Regions from separate parts of the Homo sapiens genome. Here all the other regions are linked to region 1. A link is an interaction called in ENCODE POLR2A ChIA-PET data of the cell type or tissue named here. Cell type or tissue: Caco-2. All regions are shown on one strand.

Evidence for each region. ChIA-PET counts read pairs that join two places held together with the same protein. Peaks named below come from ENCODE experiments on the same cell type or tissue, not always from the same donor. Only the 100,000 strongest peaks of a DNase experiment are listed, where the experiment ranks them.
Region 2: POLR2A ChIA-PET joins it to region 1 with 10 read pairs; 6 of 35 experiments call an interaction of 5 or more read pairs at or near these places.
Region 3: POLR2A ChIA-PET joins it to region 1 with 11 read pairs; 4 of 35 experiments call an interaction of 5 or more read pairs at or near these places.

The regions. Positions count from the first base shown.
Region 1 is chr19:48,557,405-48,559,904 of GRCh38, forward strand. The region is part of intron 1 of SULT2B1 (sulfotransferase family 2B member 1); the gene reads left to right. Among named protein-coding and RNA genes, the nearest start is that of SULT2B1, 6.5 kb to the left of the region's middle. In Caco-2, no CTCF peak of the experiment used is centred here; a DNase peak (open chromatin) is centred at 1,107.
Region 2 is chr19:48,353,265-48,355,764 of GRCh38, forward strand. The region is part of intron 3 of TMEM143 (transmembrane protein 143); the gene reads right to left. Among named protein-coding and RNA genes, the nearest start is that of TMEM143, 9.4 kb to the right of the region's middle. In Caco-2, no CTCF peak of the experiment used is centred here; DNase peaks (open chromatin) are centred at 1,477 and 2,487.
Region 3 is chr19:48,399,092-48,401,591 of GRCh38, forward strand. The region is part of intron 3 of GRIN2D (glutamate ionotropic receptor NMDA type subunit 2D); the gene reads left to right. Among named protein-coding and RNA genes, the nearest start is that of GRIN2D, 6.7 kb to the left of the region's middle. RefSeq lists an enhancer at 1,593-2,134. In Caco-2, no CTCF peak of the experiment used is centred here; DNase peaks (open chromatin) are centred at 834, 1,220 and 1,550; H3K4me3 peaks cover 749 bases.

The sequences.
Region 1 (2,500 bases):
TGGCACTTGCCTGTAGTCCCAGCTACTGGAGAGGCTGAGGCAGGAGAGTTGCTTGAACCCAGGAGGCGGAGGTTGCAGTGAGCTGAGATCGCATACTGCACACCAGCTTGGGTGACAAGATTGAAACTCCATCTCAAAAAAAGAAAAAAGAAATTTAATATGTGTTCCATGTGGTCTTGTATGTAAAAAGGACTTAAAAGGATAATAAGGGCTAAATTAAAATCGTAAGAGGCCGGGCACGGTGGCTCACGCCTGTAATCCCAGAACTTTGGGAGGCCGAGGTGGGCGGATCACCTGAGGTCGATAGTTGGAGACCAGGCTGACCAACATGGAGAAACCCCGTCTCTACTAAAAATAGAAAAAAGTCAGCCGGGCATGGTGGTGCATGCCTGTAATCCCAGCTACTCGGGAGGTTGAGGCAGGAGAATCGCTTGAACCCAGGAGGCGGAGGTTGCGGTGAGTCGAGATCGTGTCATTACACTCCAGCCTGGGCAACAAGAGTGAAACTCTGTCTCAAAAAATAATTAAAATTAAAAAAATTAAAAAAAATAAAATCGTAAGAGGAAAACATTTGGCACAGGCGGTAGGCAGGATGGGCTGCTGACCCAGTAGGCTGACAAGCCCAGGATGTTATAATCCCTGTAACATCCTTGCAGTTGTTCTCAACCTGTTGAGTGCTGTCTGTATTACCTCATCTAATCCTTACAGCCGTCGGAGATTAACCCATTTTAACTACTATCATCCCCTGTAAGAGGTGAGGCCCAGAGAGGTTGAGTGACTTGCCCAGGGTCACACAGCTGCCAAGCAGGGCGTAGCCAGGATTTGAACCAGGGAAGCCTGACTGTATCACGCCCTGGATGGGGAACTTGGGGATGAGCAAGACCCGGAAGGAGCGAGATCCGGGAGGGAGACTCAGCCCAGACAGGAGGCGTTAGCAGGCGCTCTGCGGTTCCAGGCGTTTCCTTGCATTCCCTGCGTGCTGGGCTACGGAGAGTGTCAAGGCCAGAGAAGCCACGCCGGCCTTTGGACCTGGGGCGCCTCGGGCAGCCAAGGAGAGCTGCGGTGGCCGCTCCTCCCCGCGCTCTGATCTCGGGAGTCCCTGGCGCCGGCACCTTCTGATCTCTGCCTCTTATTGACGGGGAGGGCGAGGAGGGGCCAGCTCTGGTTTTACAACCCCGGCCCCACCTTCCTTAGGGAGGGCTGAGCCACATGAATGATTTTATGGCCAAAGCCCTGCCAGTCATGAGGCTGCTTTTTCTTTTTTCTTTTCTTTTCTTTTTTTTTTTTTTTTTTTTTTGAGACAGAGTTTCACTCTGGTTGCCCAGGCTGGAGTGCAGTGGCACCATCTCGGCTGACTGCAACAGCCGCCTCCGGGGTTCAAGCGATTCTCCTGCCTCAGCCTCCTGAGTAGCTGGGACTACAGGCGTGCGCCACCACGCCTGGCTAAATTTTTGTATTTTTAGTTGAGACAGGGTTTCACCATATAGGTCAGGCTTGTCTCAAACTCCTGACCTCGGATGATCCACCCGCCTCGTCCTCCCAAAGTGCTGGGATTACAGGTGTGAGCCACCGCGACTGGCCTGAAGCTGCTTTTTCTGAGACGGGCTGATCAAGGGGTTTCAAACAATTAAGAAATAATAAGGCATTGCCTCCCCGCTGGGTGAGATTTGGGCAGGCAGACTAGGGAGAGGGGCTTCGGGGCCAGCACTAGCGGATGCGGGGACTTGGGGAGAAGTGGAAAAAGATGCTCACGGTTCCCTCCTTCTCCACCCAGCCCCTGACGAGGGACTCAGCCTTGAAGAGTGAGGGACAGGATGCGTTTTCCTTTCCACTCGCTCTTTGGGGTGGGGGGAGGCAGTTGTGCCTGGTGGGCCTGTGTACGGACTGGCAGAGGAAAGGTTGGAAGTGGTGATGTTCAGAGTTCAGGACCCATTTGGTTTTGTTTTTTGTTTTGTTTTGTTTTGTTTTGTTTTGTTTTGTTTTGGAGACAGAGTCTTGCTCTGTCGCCCAGGCTGGAGAGCAGTGGCGTGATTTTAGCTCACTGCAACCTCCGCCTCCTGGGTTCAAGCGATTCTCCTGCCTCAGCTTCCCAAGTAGCTGGGATTACAGGCATGTGCCACCATGCCTAGCTAATTTTTGTATTTTTGATAAAGACAGGGTTTCGCCATGCTGGCCAGCTGAGTTCAGGACCCATTTGGAAAGAACTAAGCAGCCCAGTTTGCCACCCAGAGGGTCTGGAGGAGGAACTGTGGGACCCAGTGGGTCACCCATGACATGGAATAAATGCCAGGCTGAGAAGGGAGACCCTCGCCTTGCCCGGAGGCCTGGAGTGGAGGCCCTAAGAGAGGTGTGGCCAGTTACTTACGTGGGGACCAGAGCCCCAAGGATCTGGGAAAGTGGGGACCGTGACACCGCAGGCAAGAAAGCCTGCAGGGGCCAGGTGCCACAGCTCACGCCTGTAATCCCAACACTTTGGGAGGGCAAGGCAGGAGGATTGCTT
Region 2 (2,500 bases), 200 kb before region 1:
TGCCTCCTGGGTGCAAGCGATTCTCCTGCCTCAGCCTCCACAGTAGCTGGGATTACAGGCGCCAGCCACCATGCCCAGCTAATTTTTTTTTTGTATTTTAGTAGAGACGGGTTTTCACCAGGTTGGCCAGGCTGGTCTCGAACTCCTGACCTCAAGCAATCCACCCGCCTTGGCCTCCTAAAGTGCTGGGATTACAGGTGTGAGCCACCATGCCCGGCCCAACAACAAACGATTTTTTTAGTTTAACTACATCCCATGCAATATTGGATGACTGTATTGCATAGGACACACTTCCACTGTACTAAAAAATTACACATAGTTTATCTGAAATTCAAATTTACTGGGTATAATGAGTTGAATGTTGTCCCCTAAAAATTTACATCCCTTTGGAACCTCAGAATATGATCTCATTCGGAAATAGGGTCTTTGCAGGTAGAATTAAGGTAAAGATACAGATGAGATCATACTAAATTAGGGTGGAACCTAAATCCAATGAGAGTGTCCTTATAAGAGACAGAAAAGGACACACATAGGACACCGAGAAGGCAGCCACAGGAAGATGGAGACAGGGGTTGGAGTGACTCATCTACAAGCCAAGGAGCACCAAGGGTTGCTGGCAGCTACAGGAAGCCAGGAGAGACACCATAGATGCTTCCCTCTCAGGGCCTCCACAAGGAAACATCTTTTAATACATTTCACTTCTTTTTTTTTTGAGACATAGTCTCACTCTGTTGCCCAGACTGGAGTGCAGTGGTGCGATCTTGGCTCACTGCAGCCTCCGCCTCCCGGGTTCAAGTAATTATCCTGCCTCAGCCTCCGGAGTAGCTGGGATCACAGGCATGTGCCACCACACCCAGCTAATTTTTGTATTTTTAGTAGAGTCGGGGTTTCACCATGTTGGCCAGATTGGTCTCGAAATCCTGACCTCATGTGATCCACCTGCCTCGGCCTCCCAAAGTGCTGGGATTATAGGCGTGAGCCACCGCGCCCAGACTTTTTCTTTTTTTTTTTTTTTTTTGAGACATAGTCTTGCTCTGTCACCCAGGCTGGAGTGCAGTGGTGCGATCTCAGCTCACTGCAGCCTCCGCCTCCTGGGTGCAAGTGATTCTCCTACCTCAGCCTCCCGAGTAGCTGGGACTATAGGCACCCGCCACCACACCCAGCTAATTTTTGTATTTTCAGTAAAGATGGGGTTTCACCATGTTGGCCAAGCTGGTCTCGAACTCCTGACCTTAAGTGATCCGCCCACCTCGGCCTCTCAAAGTGCTGGAATAACAAGCGTGAGTCACTGTGCCCGGCCAAATTTCACTTCTGTACCTTGTTGCTGGTCTCTTCCTCAGTAGAACAGAGCCTGTGAGGTACATCTCTCATGCTGTCCACTGTCTCCCAGAGCCTCAAGCCATTCCAGAGACACAGTAGGTGCTCAATAAATATTTACTGAGCGAACTCAATGAATGAATGAATCAGCGAAAAAAGATCAGAGAGAGGTCACCCGCCAAGGTCACCCGCACCACTAGTGAACAACCAAGCTATTGTTTGAACCGAGGCTATGCTGCTTCTTTCCCTGCCCAGGCCACATCTTCAAAGGACTTAAGTCATCAGCAAATGGTCACCCAGCGGGCCTCACCCGCCTCTGCCACTTCTACCCTGCCCCTGCCTCTGTTTAAAATCTCCTGCCTGGGAGATATATGCTTATTCACTTATGTTCTTTCTACATTTCTATATATTTATACATTTCTATAATAAAATAGGCTTTTTTTAACTTTTTTTTTTTAAGAATCTTGCTCTGTCACCCAGGCTGGAGTGCAGTGGCGTGATCTTGGCTCACTGCAACCTCCACCTCCCGGGTTCAAGTGATTCTCATGGTTCAAGTGATTCTCATGCCTCAGCTTCCTGAGTAGCTGGGACTACGGGCACCCCCCACCACAACCGACTGATATTTATATATTTAGTACAGACAGTTTCACCGTTTGCCAGACTGGTCTCGAACTCCTGGGCTCAAGTGATCCGCCTACCTCGGCCTCCCAAAGTGCTCAGATCACAGACAAGACATACCAAGCCCAGCCTTAACTTTTAAAAAAATAGAAAAAGAAAAAAACAACCGTGGCTCCAGAGGCCATAGGTGCCCTGTGGAAGAGCTTGGAGGCAGGCAGACGGGGGCTTGATCTCGACTCCACCAATTATGAACTGTGTGATCCTGGGCACAACCCGGGCCCTCTGAGACATTCAGTTTCTCCATGTATGAATGGGCTGATGGCGGCTGTCTCTCCGCACTGCAGGAAGGAGTCAATAAGCCAGACACAGCAAGCGCTCAGCAACAAGGGGCTGTGATGGCCACTGTTGCTGGGGTTGTTATTATTCAAAGCAAAGTGCGGAGCTGCAGAAGGCAGTGGTGGGATGTGGCGAGGGGTGAATGCAGCAGGCCTGGGTTGTCCAAACCCCGCACATTCCAAAGAAAGGACCGGCCCTGGACCAGCTTCTGGGAGGGAACCTCTAAGCC
Region 3 (2,500 bases), 160 kb before region 1:
AGGCCAGTCCTCGATGATCAGAGTATAGGGAGGACGTGGGCCCATTCATTGCAGGTAAGGGTCTGTAGTAAAGGCGAGTCGAGGGAAGGGTTAGGGGCTGGGAACGAAAAGGGACTAGCCCCAAATGGCAAAATCTGAGGGAGGGGTGGGACCTAGGATCAGCACAGGAAGAAGTCAGTTGAAAAGGAATGGGCCTGGGCGCGGTGGCTCACGCCTGTAATCCCAGCGCTTTGGAAAGCCGAGGCCGGCGGATCACTTGAGGTCACAGGAGTTTGAGACCAGCCTGGCCAACATGGTGAAACCCCGTCTCTACTAAATATACAAAAATTAGCCGGGCGTTGTGGCGGGCGCCTGTAATCCCAACTACTCGGGAGGGTGAGGCAAGAGAATTGCTTGAATCCGGGAGGCGGAGGCTGCGGTGAGCCGAGATCGTGCCACTGCACTCCAGCCTGGGCGACACAGTGAGACTCTGTCCAAAAGAAAAAGAAAAGGAATGGAGTTCAGAAAGAAAGGGGCGAAGTCTAGTGGAGAGGTGGCAGCTAGGAAGTATCAGAGGTATCAGGTACCAAGGACAGAGTTTGGGGAGGCGTTCGGCCGGTAGAGCATAGGGTCTAGAAGTCAGCCAGGGATGGAGGAGCCATCTTCTAAGTGGAAGTCGGAAAAGAGGAAGAGTCATTAGAGAGAGGAGGACGGGCAAGGGGTAGAACCAGGAAGCAAGGAATTGAGATTTGGTGCGAGGCCAGTCAGGGAAGGAGTGAGTCAGAAAAGGGGGCGGGGCTAGCCAGTTGGGGGCGGGGCCAGCGAGGGGCGGGGCCTAAGCACTCTAATAAAGGGGTGGGTCTAGGGAGGAAGCCGGTCCTGAGAGTAGGGTTTGAGAAGGGGCATACCCCGCTGTGAGGTGTGGAAAGCGAGAGTCCAGAGGATGGGCAGGAGGATGAAGGCTTATGGTGGAGGCCGACCCAGCCAATGACAGATCAAAGCCAGGAGCCTGCTGGGAAGGGATGGTAGAGGCTGGAGCTGGCCAGAGCCTGGAGAAAGGCCTGACTCCCAAGGGCACAGAAGGGGCCAGTTGTAGCGGACCTCTGGTAGAGAAGGAGAGAATTGGACCAAGCCTGCTCTGTGGATTGAGAATGGGTCAGCTAGGAGGTGGGGCCTGAGAAGGGGCGGGGCCTCTCCAGAGGTGGGGCCAGCGCAACCCAGAGGTGGAGCTTCATTCAATCTGCCCATTCCCTGCTGTGCGGGCCTGTGGCTGTGTGACTGCATCACTGTTGTATGCAGAGGCTCGTAGTCCTCTCCTGTCCAGAGCATTCTGGGAAGGACCTCTGTCCAACTTTCTTGTTCTCCTTGGCATGGTACTTTTCAGAGATTTGTAGGTAGATGCCCTGGGAGGCGAACTTATTTCTTAACTGCCACTTCCAAGGCATACTCAAAAGACGTGATCCCTCGTGCCTTCATTGCTGCTGAGAAGTGTGGTCCTCTCTGTTTCATTGTCCGCTGGGCACTGCGGTCGGCTCAGTGTACGCCCATAGCATTCTGGGAAATGTAGTCCCCGTGCTGCCCCTGGATGGAAGAAAGAATGATCTTCACAGCTCCATCTGTGCCCCACTGAATGCTGGGAATGTGGTCCCCTCAGCACACCTCCACCTGCTGAAGGAAGAGGTTCTCCTTGCATTACAATAAGACCTCATTTCCGGCCAGGTGCACTGGCTCACACCTGTAATCCCAGCACTTTGGGAGGCCGAGGCGGGCAGATCACCTGAGGCCAGGAGTTTGAGGCCAGCCTGGCCAACATGGAGAAACCCCATCTCTGCTGAAAATATGAAAATTAGCCGGGCATGGTGGCGCATGCCTGTAATCCCAGCTACTCAGGAGGCTGAGGCAGGAGTAATCGCTTGAACCTGGGAGGCGGAGGTTGCAGTGAGCCGAGATTGCAGTGAGCCGAGATCTTGCCACTGCACTCCAGCCTGGGGGACAGAGTGAGACTGTTCTCAAAAAAAAAAAAAAAACAATAAACAAAAAGAACTCATTCCCTCAGGACAACTGCAGTATCCCCTGTGCGCCTAGGGAGAAAGCCCACTTGCTGTTCTCATTGCATTACAGGAAGATTTATTGAGAGCTGATTCTGTGCCAGGGCTGTTTTAATTCCTAGGGAATACAGTTCTAGAGGGGGGGGGAAAAAAAGAGAGGGAGACAAGGTCCCTGCCTTATAGAGCTTGCATTTTAATGGTGAGACAGACAAAACCAGTAACAGTAAAATCCGGCTGTCCTGGAGGAAATCAACACAGGATGTTGTAATGACTGAGGATGGAGTTTCAATAGATGGCAGTCAGGGGAGGCCTCCCTGAGGCGGTGACACCTGAGCTGGAGGTGTCAGGTGGAGGTCTGGCATGGAGGAGGTAGGGAAAAGTGTCCCCAGGAGAGGCAACAACAAAGGACAAAGCCCTTGAAGCAGGAAGGAGCTTGATGTATTTGAGGAAGAGCAAGAAGGGAGTGTGGCTGG